Regions from separate parts of the Homo sapiens genome. Here region 2 is linked to region 1. Evidence: read pairs that join two places in POLR2A ChIA-PET (ENCODE). Cell type or tissue: Caco-2. All regions are shown on one strand. Links, peaks and the distances in the headings refer to the core of each region. The heading gives the core; the rest is flanking DNA.

Region 1 (11,850 bases), core at 5,566-8,065:
AAAAAGACAGCTTTCCTGGTCAGCCTTTTATAATGTGGTAACTGTTATGTAGGTAAAAGCACTATGAACAAAGTACAGCTGCTTCCTCATCGGTTTAAATGAATACTAAATACCAAATTTTATCTAAGTAGTAAAAATATGATTCCCCTAAAATACACTTTATAGTTCCTTTCACATTATCCTTAACTAGTTGCCACAGTATAAGAATAATGGAAGAAAATGAACAGTCCATTTATTAAGGAGTTGCTGAAACCTATGATAGAACAAATGATATTTTTAAGAATTTTTAAAATAATAGAGCATTTCAGTACTCATTAATAATCATTTAAAACACACACACAATTTTGGCTTAAGTATTCATTCAATGAGTAGATCTTAGATGTCGAGTGATCACTTGAATTAGAAGTCCCCAGAGAAGAAAGCCAATTTCAAACAAAATGTTTAACAATCTTAATAGTTGTAAATACTATAAAATGATGCAGGATAATCTTACAGTTGCAATTGGTCCGTCAACATGATAATCGAGGCTGAAGACATCCCATCCAGTGTCACCTGGAGAGACCTAACAACAGAAACAAACACATAATTGCAAGACCTTAAGCTTCTTGCTGAAGAACTTGTTAACGCAAAGAAAAAGCAGTAAAATAATGCCCAATTGTTAAAAACTGCTCAACAGTTCTGAGTGCATCTTCTTGTTAACTTCTACAACCTCACCAATTAGGCAATAATGAGCACACAGTAGGTGCTCTGCAAACATCTGGCAATGCATGGTGTATTTCTGAATGAATATTGTGACTATGCGTTTAAAATTCATCACCATTTGCTTACGACGAAAACCCACTGCCTCTAAATATGTTCCAAATCTTTTTATTCCAAGATGACTCTTGCAATATTTTAAGAAAACCAACCGTTCTGCTAATGATCTTCCATCACAACTAAGTAAATAGTGGGTTTATGTTCATAATAACCACACCCTTAAGAAAAGTCATGTCCTACCAAACTGCAACTAAAAGCATCCATTTTCTGATAAATACCATCGTACACCATGTCTTGTGCTCCTGTTGGATTTACTATGAGAAGAAAGCACCATTTTCTAAGCATCTGTGATATGCTGCCCAGCACAGGGCAAGGGTGTCATGCGTTTTCTCCAGCTTAAGCCTAGCAGCCCTGCAAGGCTCCCCGCTGCAAGATGGGCAAACGGAAACCCAGATGGTGGAGAGGGAGCAGATGTGCTGACCAGGCAGTAACAAGCCACAGAGTGGAGTTCCTACTCAGGCTGCCCAGTTTCCAGAAAGATAACGGCTAGCTGTGCCTGAAACAACATGGAAAACACTCGCTAGAACACCCCGGCCCAGTGGGTCCTCGGTGCCGGGGCGGCGTTCCCAACACGCAGAGCCGCAGTACCTCCAGCAGCCGCACGTCCAGCCTTCGCAGGATCTCAGGACTGTCAAACTGTGCGTTGGTGGCTCTGACAGCGGTTTCTAGAATTCCAGTCAAGTTATGCTGATACAAAGTCGTAGCTGGACGGACAAGTTCTGGTCTTAACAAATTTTTTAAAAATTAAAGAAAATATTACTTCAATTCTTAATGAACTTTAAAAAACGTATAAACTATTAAAAGTAAGAGTTCAAATTATAAAAACTCAAAAGACAAATGGGACCAATACAATAATGCGGCAACAAAAGCTTCAGAGCATTAACTGCAAACAGGGCTTACTAATTATTGTGGAGTTACATTTCTTTAAAATCTGAAAAATACTGATTTTGGCCAGGAACATTTGCTCAAGCTTGTAATCCCAGCACTTTGGGAGGCCAAGGTGGGAGGATCACCTGAGGTCAGGAGTTTGAGACCAGCCTGGCCAACATAGTGAAATCCTATCTCTACTAAAAATACAAAAATTAGCCCAGCATGGTGGCGGGCACCTGTAATCCCAGCTACTTTGGAGGCTGAGGCAGGAGAATCGCTTGAACCCAGGAAGCAGAGGTTGCAGTGAGCCAAGATCGTGCCACTACACTGCCTGGGTGACAGACAGAGCGAGACTCCATCTCAAAAAAAAGAAAAAAAAAGAACTGATTTTGATTCAGCTTAAATTGAAAGTACTTAAATGTGCTATACATGTTAACAAAGTTTTCAAACTTCAGACTGGCCTATGAGTAGCATGAGCTGATATAATTTCCTTTTAGACCCAATGGGAAGAGGAGAGGCCTCCATCAAATCAAAGCAATTAGGTACATGGATGTCATGATTCTAAAGGGCCAAGAAACACTACACTTTCAGCAAGCATTTCTTGAGGGTTACTGATATCTGCTTTTATAAATATGAAGCTAACACGTCTCTAATCGGGGGTGACCAAGTTAGGAACACCACTAATCAACTCAGGTAGACGTGTAAGCTCTACAAAACACAGGGCAGAGACAAGGTGAAAAAGACACACAACGTCAAATAAACCTAAAAACTAGGAACTTAAAATACGACATTGAGGAGAAATGAATTTTTCATTTTATAGCACGCATGTGATACTTTCAACATTAAGATTGGGCACAAGGCGAATGCGTTCAGCCGGCTCTATGATGTGACCTATGACACCATCAGTGTCCTCCAAACCTCACTTTGGCTCCTCATCTCCATCTGCACCAACTGACCCACATACACACCCCATGCCCCCATGGCATTAGAGAACATTTCCCCTTTAAAAGCTCATCACCACTCATACTTCAAACAGGTGTTGACCTCATCACAACCAGCATTTACTGTACTAGTGAACTTTCTTTTCTTACAAATGTGTTAGCAGGCATCAGCTATGACTAAGGCATGAGCATGTCACAAGCCAGCTATGGCTGTGTACGCCTCAAAAAGCCACATGAGTTTTCACACGGGAGACTGGCTTCTGGCTAGAAGGTAGGATGTAAGAGCCTGCATGTCTCAAACAGTGCTTCTCAATGTGTAGTCCCCACAAACGCAGCATCACCAGCAGCTGGAACTGGCTGGAAATGCAAATCCTCTACCCCACACCTGAGAATCTCATTCTCTGAAGTGGGCCCACAAGCTACTGCAGCAAGCTTTCTAGTCTGTGATACACTGAAACTTGAGGACCTGAGGCCTAAAACAATTGCTTGGGGAGCACTGGCAGGGTTTAAAGGTAAGTTACTATTTTGTGTCTTAAAGGGAACATTTATCTTACTTTAAGTGTCCTAAAAGGAACACCAGAAAAGAAGTTTCATTCTTCTAAACACTTGGGTGAAAATCTCCAGGCCCAGGCTGTGGACCCCTGGGATGCTCATGCCCAGGCTCACGCTGCCTGGGCCGGGGTCTGCACTGTCTCTAGACCTAGAAGCACAGCAGGCTCTGGTCCAGAACTTGTGGAGAAGGACATACATTTAACTCTGGAAGGGAAGATGCCATGAGAAATGTCAGGGAGCAAAATGAAAAGGTCATAGTTTCATTTTTAGGTGAACATTAACTACAAATATAAAAGTAAAATTCAACTTTAAAATATATATTTTATTTTTCAGCTTTATTTCAAACTCAAGCTAAAGTTAAGTGTGATTTGACCAACTCCTCATACATGAAGACTGTAAGCCCCACAGTTTTGGAAAGAAATGCCAGTTTCTCTTATGAATAAAGCACAGAACATGACAATGATGCTCTGCTGATAACCAGAGAAAAATGAAGGGGCTTTACCTTTTGAAAATTTTACATTCTTTTCAGATTTTATTTTAAAAAGTATGCTCGAAGAATTCAACTCATTTTCTTTTAATATAATTTATTCTTTTAAATACAAGATTCCTTATCATGTCAAATATATTACTTATTTATAGAAATCAAAATAGTGCCTTACTTTAGCAAGTCCATTAAGTGCCTTATAAAGTCTCCTTGACCAAGAAGCAGGTACCGCCTCATTGCCTGCATGTGGTCCAGCAAGCTGTACTTTTTATTGAGAACATCCAACAGGTATTTGCTGGTCTCAAAATAAGCAGCATCAATCTTCCCCTGAAATGCATTTTCCAAGTCTGTGAATAGGTCTGCAGCTGTAAAGAACAACAGGGAAGAGCACACATGCATATGTAATTTGTATTTCCACAGAGGAGAAATGAAGGCACATACATCCAGACTCAGGGCCAACCACTGCCTGTGGCATCAGTAACAGACTGACCGCAGGCACAGACAGCTGGACATTCCACAAAGGAGACCAGAGCCCTAAGACCACACACATGAAAACAATTCTGCCAGCTGGGTTCACAGCAGACACCTACATGTGTGTCTTCATGATTTCCAAATCCCTTAATACACTGTAACTAACCGTAAATCTCACCAAAACACACTGGTAATAGGGCAAGTCAGTGCTGAGTCACCCGTCCATACCCATAAGATGTTTCCATAAATTAGTCTTAAGACCAAAACAGCACATGCAAATAAGCTTTGTGAATTGTACAACTCGCAAAAGTTGAGTAGTAGTATCATGCACCATAGAGTGAACTCTACGGAGATTGGTGGAGATGTCTAGGGGACAAAACCAGATTGTCACCAATAAAGACGCCTGACTCTAAGCAGTAACATAGCGGAAGAAAGCATTTCCATAGCTTTCTATTGAGAAGAAATTGCAGGTGGAGACTATACACATAACAGAGCTTCTTACAGTGCTGATTTACATCTGCAAAGCACAAAACCATTTTTAAAACTTATATGAATACTTCATTTCATTAAACCCACAATAATACTTAAGCTAGACAATAACCCCAGTGGGAGGAACAACCTCAGACTGAGAGAAGGAGGCAAAACGCTAGCTGAAGACTAAGCAAGGACAAGAAAGGCGAGATCTTCTGATTCAGAGTTTAAGTCTCTTTCCACTATCTGAGTTACCCAGTTTAAATATACCAGAAGACTCTTAAGATTTGTTTGTCCTTCCGAATAAGAAAGCAGTTAAGACAGGCCTATTTTAGTGTTGCTATTATTCCAATTTCACACTAGTAGCAAACAACTAAGATGCTCCCAGTGAAGAAACTGTAGTTATCTGAGGATGAGTGAGGTCTGCCTGGAGTCACGACACCACGGAACCCCTTGATGAGCTCACCACAGTCCTGTTTTAAGGGCATGGGGTTCTATTTCCATTGATCTACGTAGTTTTAATGACATAAAGATTTTTCTCTAGAAATGTTTTCATTACACCCTTGTTTGAGTCATTAAAAATTTTCATTCCAAAGAGAAGGTTTGAATCAGTCTTAGCCCAAAGCAGCCTATGAAGACACAGAACCCAGAGCCTCCTCGGAACTCTCTTTGCTCCTTCAGGGTTGAGGCATCTCTCGTGCTCAGTTTTTAAATTTTCACTATTTATTCTTTATTCACACTTTTAAATCTTCATAACTTTTTCACAGATAAAAATGAATTTGACATGTTCTCCTGTTTTTTGACCATTACTAGGAGTCTTTTAGGATTTGCATCTTCTGTCTTCCCAGTTATACTATAAATACTCAACAGCAGAAACTTTGCTCTCCGCAGACCCTGGCAGCCATGGACAGGACGACGGGGACCACAGGAGTCGTCACAGAGAAGCAGCAGCGTCAGCAGCAGCAGCGCCCCGTCACCCTCAGCATCTGCAGGGGACCAATCCCACGACCCCCACAGACACCAAAATTCCCTGATGCTCAAGTCTCTTCTACAAAATGAAGCAATATTTGCACCTAACCTACACACATCTTCCCATATACGGTAAATCATCTCTAAATTACTTATAATATCTAGCGCAATGTACATGCTATGCAAATAGCTGTTAAATTGTCTTGGTTTTTTGTGTATTTTTTTAGTGGCTGCCTTTTTTTAAGTGTTTTTGATCCTCAGTTGATTGAATCTGCAGATGTGGGGCGGTGGGTACAGGGGCCGCCAGCAGCACAGCAGACGCGGTGCTCACACAAGCAGCAGCAACCTTCATGGAGAGCCTCCGGCACAGCAGGCGCATGGGGACGCCCTGTCCCAGGCACAGCCCATGTGTGCGCCGCCTTCTCTAGGAACTATGAAAGGTCACAACTCGAACACAACTGCTCTCCTGGTTCTTCTTCCTTCCACCTCTTCAGTGTAGAAGCATTTCCCCAAAATCTATATTGGATCACATCTATCTCTATTCCAGGAACAATCTGGGGTCTATGTACCCCCCCACAAAAAAATACATGTAAAATTATGTCTGAATGCTTTAGGGTGAGAGGGCCCATGGCTCTCACATGCCTGGAAAGGGTGTCTCCCCTGGACCACACGGGAGCTCTTGCTACACCATCCTGCCTTGTCCTGAGTTACCATGGTGAGATAAGTGCTTCCAAAATCTCTATATTCGGCCCTGACTTTTAACCAGAGTTTCAGTATAGCATTTCCAATACATGCTGGAAGCTTCCACTAGTAAGTCCTCTCAGCTACTGAAAACCAAATTGCCCGAAATGACATTCCTCTCTCAGTGCTATGCTCTCCCGAAATCCCCTGCTGCCCTTCCGACTTGGCCTCACGAGCTCAGAGTTCTAGTGCCATCACTGACTCTTCCTGATCCCCAGCCCTCCTGTCCAGAGAGCCAAGTCCTGTTAAGAGAACATCTGTCATTCCAGTAACACCTGTAGCTAAAACCATACCCAGTAACCTATCCTGCTTCCTACATGAGGTCCTAGTCTGTCTCTCTTTAGTCTGTCACATTATTAAATAATAACTTTTTATTTTCACTACAATCTTTAGATAAGTCTAATTCGTCCTATTTCTCTTCTGCACTTCCATGCACATTATTCCTTTGTCCTGGGCTGCGCAATAACCCACAACCAAATTCTCCTCCTTCTCCATGGCCAGTGCAATTCCTGCCTCTTTCCAAAGCCTTCCTGTTGAGCCTTGCCTGAAAATACCCAAAGCGCTTCACCTGCACATCTCACGTCCCTGATCACTTTCACCTTTATTACTGACTACTGGTTATTTTACTACACATCTCCTCTCCAAGACCAGACTAATAAGCTCATGAAAGGAACAGTCATGGTGAAGTCATTGTCTCTTTCCTGTAGCTACCACAGTGTCCTACGCAAAGTAAATCTTTTGAATGAACCATGACAATATAAATAGCAAATACAGCCAAAACTGGAGAGCTATAAATATAAGTTAGCCATACACAAAACATCATGAAATTACTGAGGGTGGGGCAGGCGGCAAATGGGGAAAAGGAAGAGAACGAGGGAAAGCCTCAGCACTTCCCACAGGCTGAACGCTCATGCGACATTCTGAATGCAATAAACACAATAAGTGCAATAAGTCCTGGCTCTTCTCCAAACAAAGCCTTTGCATCCCAAAGAATAGGCTACCATTAGCAATATTTTTTCTGTTATTTCTTATTTTGGCACACTGCCACTTTATCATTTTAAAACAGCTATACCTATTCCAACACTTACTGTATAACTGTATAAAAAGGAAATTAAAAATTTACACAGTACTATATATATACATACATAATACTATGTATTAAGGTGTATCAGAGAGTAATTCTAATAATCTATAAATCCTATGGTACAAAAAATACTTTTAAGTAATCTGTAATATCAGCACATCATCATCACCTCCACTATCATCACCGCTATCACCATCATCATATCATTACTATCACCATCCATCACAATTATCATTGTCATTACTATCATCACATCACCATCATCATTACCACCATCATCACCATCACTATCATCACCACCATCACTGCCACCACCACGCCATCATCACCACCATCATCACCACCCATCCCCATCATTATCACTATCATTACACCATCACCATCATCACCACCATCATCACCATCAACATCATCAACACCATCACTGCCACCACCATGCCATCATCATCGCTGTCATCACCACCCATCCCCATCATCACTATCATCACACCATCACCATCATTACCACCATCATCACCATCAACATCATCACCACCATCACTGCCGCTACCACGCCATCATCACCGTCGCCACCCATCCCCATCATTATCACTATCATCACACCATCACCATCATCACCATCAACATCACCACCATCACTGCCACCACCATGCCATCATCACCACCCATCCCCAACATCATCACATCACCATAATCACACCATCACCACATCATCACCATCATCATCATCACCATCATCACTACCACCAGCACACCATCATCACATCCCCATCATCCATCCCCAACATCATCACATCACCATCATCACACCACCATCATTACCCCCATCATCATCACCATCAACATCATCACCACCATCACTGCCACCACCACGCATTCATCATCGCCATCATCACCACCCATCCCCAACATCATTATCATCACATCACCATCATCCCCATCATCACACCATCACAATCACTACGTCATCAACATCACTGTTACCATGAGTATCACCATCCTCACATCATCATCAACATCACACCATTGCCATCATCACCACCCCACCAGCATCATCATACCGTCCTGGGGTGACTCTGCAGACTTGGTCACAGCTATCATCTTTGTAGTGGGAGTCTGATCATGACAAACTTGGTGCAAGAAATTTATTGATTTTCCTATCAAAAGGACCTAAAAAGAAAAACATTCTATGATTACTTTTATGTAAATTTAAAACGACTGCCCAAATCTACAAATATTCGTAAGCTACAAATTGGCTATTGATTGAAAACTAACAAGAGCATCTGCTACAGTATGGAGCGAATTCTAGTAACTCAAAGATATATTGAACACATACTATACTGATGTATTCAATTAACATGCACTTACTTCATCTCCAGAACGTTAACAATCTCAAAACGCATGAAATTTTAACTGAAAATTGGTTTTGTCACATAATCTAAGTATACATAGCCATAAAACATCAAAATCACAAAAATCTCTTCTAATCCTACCTTCCTAGACTGATCCATCGTCATAAACGAAGGAATCATCGATTTCCTCAAAGTATACTTGTCGTGCCACAGTCGATCTGTTTTAACTGTTGGATCTGATGCTACAAAAAACTGAAAGCAAAGGGGCATGGAAATGTTCAAGAGTGATATTTATGGCAAAATATTAACCAACAGCAACATCAAAGAGTAAGTTATTCTAGAAAGCCAAGTTCTCCAGACACAGGGAGTCTTACCTATTTATACAATAAAACTTGTATGAAACACAGAAATCTCTCTAAATTGAACTATGTATTTCCTAAACTTTTAAAACTAAAGTATAACAAAAACAAGTTATGTCTTCCTTGGAGATTCAGAATGTCCATTAGTGCCTCTGCAGCATAATACTGAGGCTTCCTGGGCCACACGGAGCTCTTCCTCAGTAACGGTGCAGGCTTTTGGGGTTCCCCTCCCTCACAGGCAGCAGCTGTGTGTCTCCTCCCATCAGTCTGCCTGCCCTTGCAGTCTCTCTTTTGCAAAGCCCCAAAGCCTGGAACACAGAGGTGCCCAGGCCGGCGTCCTCTGTTCACAGACAAGTCCCAAGCTCTATGGGCAGACCTTGCTGTACATGTACCCATGTGTACAAGGGGCCAGCACCAGCCAGGTGGCACTGTAGAAGTGACCCCTGTGTGGCTCCCCCAGGAACCATCTGTGCTCAGGAGCTTTCTTCCTCACTGGCATGCAGCTCCCCTGCCCTGACCCTGACGGGCACCTACATCACTGCCGTTAGAAAGGAAACTGAGCAGTAAGGAGAAAATTCAATTGCTGTTGCTTCCAGTTTATTTGCCACTACAACAATGCAGCCATTCTCATTTTTCAATCATACACCCTAATAGAATTGCACTTTTATTTCTATAAACTTGTTTTATAAAAGCACAACTGCTGAATTAAAGTAGCTTTTAGTTTTTATAGACAATGCCAGGTTTCCTTTCCACACAGCTGTGTAGACTGACGCTCCCACGGGCAAGATGTCCTGTTTTTGCATCCTGGCTCATTTTAGATTTTGCCAGTCAGGTGGAATCATGGTTATCCTATATTGCTGTCATTAACCAAAAATGAAGCCGAGCATATTTTCATAGTTCTAATTGCCATTTGCTTTTCTTCTCCTGTGAATGGTCTTTTCATGCCCTTGACCCATCTTGCTATTCATTTTGTTCTCTCATCAATATACAAAAATTCTTTGTACATTAGGAATAGTGACCATTTGTGAATCATTAAATATTAGAGATTTAATTTTTCCAAGTTAATCATTTGCCATTGTTTATAGTATGGTCCATATTTTAGTTCTGATCTATTTTTTTGTTATATGTAGATAAATGTCAGTCTTCCTTTATGGTTTCTGAGTTTCCTGTCTTCCTAAGATCTTCCCATTCCTAGATTATGAAAATATTGTCCATCATGTTCTTTCAGTATTTCTATTGAGTTATTTTTATTACCTAGATCTGTTTTTTTTTCTTTTTGAGACAGGGTCTCACTCTGTGGCCCAGGCTGGAGTACACTGGCATGATCTTGGCTCACTGCAACGTCTGCCTCCCCAGCTCAAGCCATCCTCCCACCTCAGCCTCCCAAGTAACTGGGACCACAGGAGCACACCACCATGCCTGGCTAATTTTTTGCATTTTTGGTAGAGACAGGGTTTCACCATGTTGCCCAGGCTGGTCTCAAACTCCTGAGCTCAAGCGATCTGCCTGCCTCAGCCTCCCAAAGTGCTGGGATTACAGGTAGGAGCCACCATGCCTGGCCTATTACCTAGATCTTTAATTCCTCTGGAACTTGGTATAATCCTGGCACACAGTATGTTATAAGGGGGAAGTCTACGTCTTCTCCTGGATGGCATTTTTTTCTTTACTGGCCGAGCCGGCCCCATTTAATGAATACACCATCCTTTCCTCTGAGCTAAGGATGCCTCATCAGGAATTGTTAATATCACCAGAATTAATTATATCAACAGATTAAAAGAGGAAATCATTTGACTATATCAAAAAATGCTGAGGAAGCATCTGATAATGCCTCTATTTACATTCTCCAATGATGACCAATTCGTTTTTTATGATCATGAGAGCGTGGATTTAAGCGTGTCCAGTGCTTCCTCCATCACAGTTATGCTCTTCCTGGGGCTCCCCATCTCCTATGTGGGGAGGGGGAGCCTCTTCAAGCCGCTCCTGCGTCCTTCACCCTGGACCCCAGTGGTCTGCCCTACTTTTCTGCTATAGATGGTGCTCTAGGCTTAGCTCTGTCTCTCCCAATACCTAGAATCAGCCACTTCTCCAAGGAGCCCTACTTCCTTTGAGGGAGAAATGGTACCGGGACCATGACCTCAGCACTTGGCAGTATTTTCAATTAAAAGCCAGAAGGCCTAAGACTCAGCACTGCCCTGTGATGCATGGCAGCTGAGTTCTCCAGTCAGACTGTAAAACACATTTCAGTCGTATCACACCCAAAGTGCCTTTTTGGTGATCTTTCCATAAATTCCAAATATCTTTAAAAATTACATAGCAATACAAAATTAACGATCTCTTAGCAAAATGTAATGGTCAAAAGTAACCCAAGAAGCAAGAGAGAGAAGACCCTGAAAACGGTATCTTCAGAAGAAACTGGAAATATAAAATGCTACCACTAAGGCACAGGGTTACTAACACTTTTTAAGACATAATTCTCAGGTTGCTTAACGTATTCTAGGCCACAGAAATACACATAGGATGGCCTCAGTTGATTTCATGAAACTGGCATAACACTAGCACATGTGATTAGAAAAATACCAAAAATATTACAGGACAGTCTCATTTGTGAATATGAATAAACTCTAAATAAAATGTTATACTTGCATTACTGGAATAAAATATTCTTCGTCAGCATATATTATACTTCTAATATGCTATGCTAAATGTCTTAAAAATAAGGGAATATATAAATGAATTACAA
Region 2 (8,760 bases), core at 4,493-6,992, 160 kb after region 1:
GAGACTCTTACCCAGGGTGTCAGCCTCTGAAAGATACACGTGCCTGGGCCTCTTCCCTGAAGATGGACCCGGCAGGTCTGGAGGGAGGCCCCCGTGATGAATCCCGTGATGAGCCGCCGATCCGAGCTCAGGCTGCGTCATGGGACCAGCCACAAGGTTGCCTGACCTATAAAGGTCGCAGGAGTGCCTCAGGGACACAGAAGCAGTTACAGCTGCCAGGTAGGGGCTGGGGAGGGCTCCGAGCTGTGGCTGCAATTTGAAAACTGTGCGGAACCTCAGCAGGGGTGTGAGCTATCAGGAACCTGCCGCTGGACTACAGCGACCAGGAGAATACGGGTTCTGTGCATCCGATGTGGGGGACCAAGCAGAAAGGAAAAACCCTTGCTGAGCAGACTGTGCATTGGGCAGCCTGCCGGCCACTTTATACAGATTCTGTCATTCAGCTGGGGTCTCTCTGCTCCCTGATACTAACCACACCCACCAGACCATCTTCCCTCCAGCTGGGGAAACGTGCCACAGAGCCCTTTACCTTCCAGAGCCTCGGCCCATCTGGCTCTCCTCATCACCCTGGGCCAGGCCCATCACTCCTGTTTCATGCTTGAAGGCAGTGAGGTGGGTGCCGGGCTCCCCTCTCCCACAGGGTGCCAGCGTCTCAGGTGGGACCAAGCCCAAGCCCGTTTGTCCTCGGTCCATGCACTTCTCAGCCCAGCCCTGCCTCTCAACACCTTCCACTGGATGGAGAGCCGCCGCAGTGCTTAATAAAGGGCAAGGGCGGAGACGCGTGGAAGGGGAGGACTCTCCCGGACCTGCTTAAACCTCTCTCCGTTTTTCCCAGACTGATGCTGCCAAGTGTGGAGGAACAGCAGGGGTGGGCGATGCCCTCCTCCCCTCCTGCATCTGCCCTGCTCACTGCAGCAAAGGGTGGGCGGGCCAGGGTCACAGGAGAGGTACCCTGGAGGCAAGACCAGTGCTCGTGGGCATGAGGAGTCATTGAGTGGTGGGGAAATGCAGGGCCCTGGGACCCAGGCCGGGAGCCACTGCCATCCTGCTTTCCACATCCACAGGAGGGCAGCAGGGCAGGAGAGTGTCCCGCCCTGGACCTGAAGGAAGAGATGGACCTGGGCCAGGGCCTTCTGTGGACAAGGTGGGGAAAGCCAGGGAGACCCAGCAGGACGGGTGAGAGGAGTGCGCTTGGGGAAGGTGGCCCCTAGTGCCCGGCCTCAGGCAAAGTCTTTCTCTGTGGATCCAAGAAGTAGGTGGCATGATTGTGCCCAGTTTACAGACAGGCAAGCAGGGGCCTCGGCAGGCTGAGGCATTGCTGCAGGATGCAATGGGCCCTCCCCTGACTGCACAGCTGATGTTCTCAATTCCCTCTTGTTCCATCTTAGCAAGATGGGCCTTGGAGGGAAGTGGGGGAGTGAGGGAGAAGCAGGTGTGTGCCAGAGACCAACAACACCCACTGTGGGTCCCAGCCGTCCTGAGGTGGGTCAGCCCAGCGGACCGCAGGGACCGGGCTGGGAATGGCCGTGATTAGGGGACAGGTGATCCAGCCACAAGCCTGTGGTGGCCTTGGGATCCAGCTGGCCCAGGGGTGATTCCTGCCTTCACTGTCTTCAAGCAGTGGGATTTTGGACTTAGGTTTCCTCATCAGAAAAACCGGAGCAGTGGAGCCCACCACTCGTGTTGCCATCCTTTTACAGAAGTGCACAAAGGTGGGTGTGAGATTCCTGGCACATGGCCAGGTCTCCAGCGCCAGCTTCCATCTCCTCCTTAAAGTTATCCAAGCTGAAGCATGTACCGGTGCAGCCTGTATCACGACATTCAACGTGGCGAGGTTGTGGGCTGCCAACACAACTACGGTGGCATCAGAGTTTTTCTTCACGTGTGTTACTAAGGCAGAAGTCGGTCTCGTCGATGTTGTTTTGTTTCTGTGGTTGTTTTGAGACAGGGTCTTGCTCTGTGGCCCAGGCTGGAGTGTAGTGGCGTGATCACAGCTCACTGCAGCCTCAACCTTCCAGGCTCAGGTGATCCTCCCACTTCAGCCTGCTTCGTAGCTGGTGCCACAGGTGTGAGCCACCACACCCAGCTAATTTTTTATTTTTTGTAGAGACCAGGGTCTTCCCATGCTGCCTAGGCTGGTTTCGAATTCCTGGGTTCAAGTGATCTGCCTGCCTCGGCCTTGCAAAGTGCTGGGATTTCAGATGTGAGCTACTGTGACTGGCTGTTTTTTTTTTTTTTTTTTTGAGACAGAGTCTCACTCTGTCGTCCAGGCTGGAATGCAGTGGGGTGATCTTGGCTCACTGCAACCTCTGCCTCTCAGGTTCAAAGCGATTCTCATGCCTCAGCCTCCTGAGTAGCTGGGATTACAGGCACATGCCACCACACCCGGCTAAAAATATATATATATATATGTACTTTTAGTATAGATGGGGTTTCACTATGTTGATCAGGCTGGTCTTGAACTCCTGACTGGTTTTGGGAGTCTTTCTTCTTCTTGAGCTCTGTCTTCTGAAGTGGAACTCAGAATAATTGAACATTAACATAAAAAGTTATCTCTAGGCCGGGCGCAGTGGCTCACGCCTGTAATCCTAGCACTTTGGGAGGCCAAGGCAGGTGGATCACGAGGTCAGGAGATCGAGACCATCCCGGCTAACACAGTGAAACCCCGTCTCTACTAAAAATACAAAAAATGAGCCGGGCGTGGTGGCGGGCACCTGTAGTCCCAGCTACTCGGGAGGCTGAGGCAGGAGAATGGCATGAACCTGGGAGACGGAGCTTGCAGTGAGCTGAGATTGTGCCACTGCACCCCAGCCTGGGCGACAGAGCAAGACTCCGTCTCAAAAAAAAAAAAGTTATCTCTGGTTCTGGAAACAGCATTTTTTTGTTGTTAACATACAATTGTTGTAACATACAATTTGCCATTTTAACCATTTTAAGTGCACAGTTCAGTGGCATGAAGTATTAGACACTCACATTGTTGTACAAGCACCACCATCCATTCCATGACTTTTACATCATCCCAAACTGAAACTCTGTGCCTATTAAATACTTACTGTCCAATCCTCCCTTACCCCAGCCCCTGTCAGGCCCCATTCTATTATACTTTCTGTCTCTATGGATTTTATATCTCTGGGGATCTCATATCAGTGTAATCTTACAATATTTGCCCCTTGAGTCTGGCTTCACTGAGCAGCATATATTCAAAACCATTTTTTTTCATACTTTTTTGGCTTTTTGAGTAGACTGAGATAATTTCCAGTTATCTAAGAATATTTAAGTATTCTTATAAGTTACAATAGATGAAAAATATTTTAAGGGAAACCATTTTATCTTTCTCTTTAAAAAAGTAAAGGGGTGGCCAGGCGCGGTGGCTCACACCTGTAATCCCAGCACTTTGGGAGGCCGAGGCACGTGGATCACGAGGTTAGGAATTCAAGACCAGCCTGGCCAACACGGTAAAACCCTGTCTCTACTAAAAATACAAAAATTAGCCAGGTGTGGTGGTGGGCGCCTGTAATCCCAGCTACTCGGGAGGCTGAGGCAGGAAAATTGCTTGAACCTGGGAGGCAGAGATTGCAGTGAGCCGAGATCGCATCATTGCACCCCATCCTGGGAACAGAGCAAGACTCTCTCTCAAAAAAAAAAAAAAAAAAAAAAAAAGCAAAGGGGTGAGTTTTCAGTTTTGTAGAAAGTAAACAGTTTAGTTTTACCTTTAAAAGTAAAAAGTTTGATTTTCATAAATTGAACATTCATTAAAGTGATGTTATGTAATATCCAAGCAACTTGCTTGACCAAAGGTACGAATTACTTTGAATAATGCTAAATTTCTAATTATCATCCACCTCTTATTTCAGATACCCTATCATCTTTACTCTGTTGGAGAGGAGCTATAATGGTCTATATTAAAGTTACTGTTCAGACAGATGATTCCAACAAATTGCTTTCATTACTTTATCGGTAATTTTAAGCACTACACAACTTAGTTGTTTTTTTCTGGAAGAAAACTGGAATTAAAATCATTGATCCTTTAGAGAAATAAAACAAAGGAGAAGGGAGTGTACAAAATAAATAAGAAAAGAATTCTTACCATACTTTCCTGTATTCTTACTGAGAAATAAAAATGGGACATTGAGAAGCAAAATTAATCCCGATTAGGCTCGCTTTGGGACAAGCAACCACTTTGCATGATTACCCATCGTTAGGTGTGAAACGGAGCCAATGATCGCTCATTGTCGAGGAGAAAAGACCTGGAGACCACGGCTTATCCAGTCTCGCTCCTGACCTGCATCTGAACACCTGAAGGAAGAAACTTTAACAAGAAAAAGACTTCAAGTGACAGAGGAGACAAAAGTCTCAAAGGTGCAGAATTCAAGAACTCATGGTGTCTCAGGATGGGTGTGAAAGTAACAAATATGAGATCCCCTGACAACTAAACCCAGGCATGTCCAGGAATCCCGGGATGCGGTGAAAGTTTTCACAGTGGAGCTCACAGGAATCCCCAGATGCCGTGAAAGTTTTCTCAGCGGAGCTCACACCAGCATTGTCTGGAATATTAAATGTTGTTATGCTTTGAGATTGGCACTTATGCCATTCAAATTTTTTTATTAAGAAGTACAATGAAATTTAACTTATTCCATTTTTGACACCAATGTAATGACCAAATTAAACTAGATTTTCAAAAATAATCAGAGGCCCTGCCCCACAAACTCCTCCTGGGCACAGGAAGATGTGGGGCCAGTCAGTAGTGACTCCTCTTGGGTGCTGATCCACCATGCTGAATTCAGACCGGCGCCAGTCCCCTGAGCGCCTCCCAATTCCTATGTGATTTCCTGTCCCTAGTATATGAACATGTCAGCCTTGATGTGATCACACAAATTATGGGCCATGACGCATCTACCACTCTTGCCTGTTCTGAAGGGCTGCCTTTAGTTGTCTTGCAAAGAGCACTTACACCTCTTCCCTACGGCACAGAAGCCCTGGGTCTGGGGTGACAGGGGCAGAGACCTGCCTGTCCTCCAGCCACCCAAGACCATGCTTCTGTCTGTAGGTTCCCCCAATAAAACACCCTTTACTGACAGATTTCATTGGTCTGGCTTATTCTTTGGTTTCTCAGCTCCTTCGGCGTTTGAGGGCCATGTTGCATATGTGGCCCTTTCCCGGAACAGGAGACAATGTTCTACGTCACGTTCCAGGACAAATGGCCTGGCAGAGCATGGCAGATGATCTCAGGGGGCGTTTGAGCAGGACCTCACTCTCCATAGCTCTCCTTCCCGGTGACAGGAGTCATGCGGGATAGATGGCCTTGCACGGGGCACTTTTCACTCTGCGAGTGCTCACGCCTTATGCTCTTCATTTTGTTAGTGCTCGTCAGCTAAAATAGCAGGTTAACTAATTCTTTCAGCATCTGCTGAGCACCACGCTATGCCTGAGGAGAGAAAGGTCGATAACTGATGATAACTGATCATCCAACAGGTTCACGTTCAGGTGGGAGACAGACATTGAGATGAACGACTCAGAAACCTGCTACACTGGGAGCTTTTACAAAAGCTTGGACCCCACTCCAAACCAACTGAGTCAAAATGTCTGGAGAAAGGCTGCCTGGGAAGTGCTATTTTATTAGTATTATTATTTGAGACAGTCTCACTCTGTCACCCAGGCTGCAGTGCAGTGGCATGATGGGAACTCATTGCAGCCTCAACCTCCCGGGCTCAAGCAGTCCTCCTACCTCAGCTTCCTGAGTAGCTGGGACTACAGGTGTGGGCCACCATGCCCAGCTAATTTTATTTTTTTGTGTTTTTTTGTAGAGATGGGGTCTTGCTATGTTGCCTAATCGTCTCACCTTGGCCTCTCAAAGTGCTGGAAGTACAGGCGTGAGCCACCACGCCCAGCCTGGGGAAGTGCTATTGGTTAAAAAAAAATTCCCTAAGTGAGTTTAATCTGTAACCGGGGTTGAGAAATACTGCTGTGGAAAAATAACTAAGCTTTACTAAGTGGTGCCATTAGGAATGCTAAGTGGGGGAGTGATTAGTGATAACCGAGCCGGAACCCAGGCAGGTGTAGGGAGAGATGGCATCTGAGAATGACTAAGAGGGGGCCAAACATGGGGTGGGGCAGAAGATTCCAGACCAAGGGACCAGGGAGGTTAGAGAATGGCCTGCGGAGGGGCAGAAAGTGACGTTTCTGCCATTGAAGAACTCTAGGGGCTGGGTGCAGTGGCTCACACTTGTAATCCCAGCACTTTGGGAGGCCAAGGCAGGTGGATCACCTGAGGTCAGGAGTTCAAGACCAGCCTGGGCAACATGGCGAAACCCCATCTCTACCAAAAATACAAAAATTAGCCAGGTGTGGTGGTGGGTGCCTGTAATCCCAGCTACTGGGGAGGCTGAGGCAGTAAAATCACTTGAACCTGGGGGTCAGAGGTTGTGATGAGCCTGGATCACACCATTGCACTCCAGCCTGGGAGACGGAGCAAGACCCTGTCTCAAAGGAAAAAAAAAAAAAAAAAAAAGAACTTTAGGACCAATCCCTGGGGAGATGGTCACCTAGGTAATTCTGGACCTGTGGGGATAGCGACTGAAGACACGTGTGCACAGCATGGGCCAGTAACTTGGAGGAGCAAGGCTGTTTGCCCTCGGAGGCCCAGCTTGAGTCACCACCCTCAGGTAATAGCTCTTTCTAGCACCAAAATGACACTCATTAATAATTCACACTTCCTGGTTCTGTGTCTACAGCAGTTGGCTCTGGCTTTGGGTTTGTCATTTCAGGTCTCGGTGCAACAATTCTTCTGAACTGTCTTTGCAGGAAGACCTCATTTTTTTGCCCCCACTCCCTTATTTCCCCCCAGTTTTTTTCACTTAGGGGCCAATGAATCCAAGATTTCTTTGGAAAGAAAGGTGGAGGGAGGAATGCAGGATAGGTGTTTATGAGTCTGTGTGTAGGTGAGGGTGTGGCCAGGGTGTCACCTGAAGCACCCATTTGCAAACCCACAATTTCAAGTCTTGGGGTTGGCCTCCTAGCTGTTGCCTCCTCCTCATTCATCCCATCCCTCCAGCACTGTGAAGCAGCTGTGCTCGCAGTGGGTCAGGGGTAGGTCCTGGTTATTTGAGGCGAAGACAATTTCATTCCCCTTGGACACTTACTAGTTTGGTGATGTGCACTGACCTCGGGCCTAAGCCAATCATCTCAGGGACTCTGCTACTTGCGTGACAGACTGGGCAGGAGTGGGCACGTGACTTAGCTGGCACGTCACTGTGAAGTCTCTCCTTCTGCTTAGATGTGAAGGAAGAAACTTGCAGGCCCTGGAGTTCTGGCAGTCGTTTCACTTTTGAATGCACTGGGAGGGGCACCAACACATTACATTATCATTTATTCAGTCTATGGTAGATTATTTCCAAAGATAATCCCCCATAAATTCTCTGTATGATAATCCCTCATAAGGATTAGGAGTTCTCATAATCCCTCATAAGGATCCCTGTCTGTACATGGGATCCTCCCATCAAGGAGTGAAATCTACGTTCTTATCCCTTGAATCTAGGCTGGCCTTGGAATTTATATTCACCAGTAGAACATGGTAGAAGTCATATTCTTGGACTTCCAAACCCGGGCCTTACAGGCTGTATAGCGTCCACATTGACCCTCCTGAGCTGCCATGTAAAAAACTCAGGCTAGACCACTGAATGATGAGAAGCCAGAGAGAGACAGCAAGGCCGGCCTGCCCCCAGTGTTCTATCACCCTAGCTGAGACCCCAGCTGTGTGACTAGACCACAGGAAGCTTCCAGCCCCAGCTGACCCCCAGAAGAATGCAGCTGCAGGACAATCCCAGCCAACAACAGGTGGAGCAGAAGCACCATCGCACCAATTCCGCAGGGTCCTGAGAAATGGTAACCCACTCACTGCCGTTTCAGCTCCTGCACTCGCGGTCACTCGTGACACAGCCAAAAATAACTGACTCACAGGGTGTCTTAGTCTGCTCAGGCTGCTGTAACAAAATCCTTTAGATGGCTATTCATACACACAGAAGTTTGCTTCCCACAGTTCTGAAGGCTGAGAAATCCAAGATCAAGGTCCCAGCAGATCTGGCATCTGAGAAAAGTTCTCTGCTTCATAGAAGGCCTCTTCTAAGCATCTTCATATGGCAGAAAGGGCAAGCAGGCTCCCAAAAACCTCAGTTTTAAAGGGCACTAATCCCATTCCTAACCACCTCCCAAGGCCCCCACCTCTTAATATTTGGGATTAGGTATCAGGTATTTGGGATTAGGTTTCCACGTGTGAATTTGGGAGGACACCTTCAGACCATAGCACAGGGTGAGTTGGACTTTGTTTTTTAATAGCCCTGATTTTTTTTTCTTAGATTTACCGTGAAGATGCTGACATGTGTTAGAAACAGAAAATCCAGCTCATGTGGTTTAAACGGAGACGTCTCTCATAGCAGGAAATTCCAGGTGAGGGCAGCAGGATTTTGGTGAATTGCCTGGTTGTGCCACCAAGGACTCCTGCTCTTCTCATCTTCCCAGGCGGCCACCCCAGGGTGAAGATGCTCTTCCGGCCACCTTCTCTTATAAGTGCAAAGGGCTGCGGAGCACCAGGCATTGCATCCAGACAGGGAATGCAACATTCACCAGGGAAAAAGGAGCATTTCCTCTTTATGTTCCTGTAGGAGTGAGAAAACCTTTGCCAGACAACCCCCAGCAGGCTTCCTGTTGGGACTCATTGACTTGAGCTTGTTTGAAGCCAATTGTTGGAAAGAGAAATGGAGTTAC

The links. ChIA-PET counts read pairs that join two places held together with the same protein. Peaks named below come from ENCODE experiments on the same cell type or tissue, not always from the same donor. Only the 100,000 strongest peaks of a DNase experiment are listed, where the experiment ranks them.
Region 2: POLR2A ChIA-PET joins it to region 1 with 11 read pairs; 2 of 35 experiments call an interaction of 5 or more read pairs at or near these places.

The regions. Positions count from the first base shown.
Region 1 is chr13:112,518,482-112,530,331 of GRCh38, forward strand. TUBGCP3 (tubulin gamma complex component 3) reads right to left here. Exons shown (of 22, transcript NM_006322.6): 12 at 8,893-9,003; 13 at 8,461-8,569; 14 at 3,839-4,028; 15 at 1,405-1,540; 16 at 494-562. Among named protein-coding and RNA genes, the nearest start is that of TUBGCP3, 64 kb to the right of the region's middle. In Caco-2, for the core only: no CTCF peak of the experiment used is centred there; no DNase peak of the experiment used is centred there.
Region 2 is chr13:112,679,420-112,688,179 of GRCh38, forward strand. It overlaps ATP11AUN (ATP11A upstream neighbor lncRNA), which reads left to right. Exons shown (of 3, transcript NR_164109.1): 2 at 1-219; 3 at 3,855-5,078. It overlaps LOC102725228 (a long non-coding RNA gene), which reads right to left. Exons shown (of 2, transcript NR_187633.1): 2 at 7,350-8,760. Among named protein-coding and RNA genes, the nearest start is that of ATP11A, 6.2 kb to the right of the region's middle. In Caco-2, for the core only: no CTCF peak of the experiment used is centred there; DNase peaks (open chromatin) are centred at 6,032 and 6,612.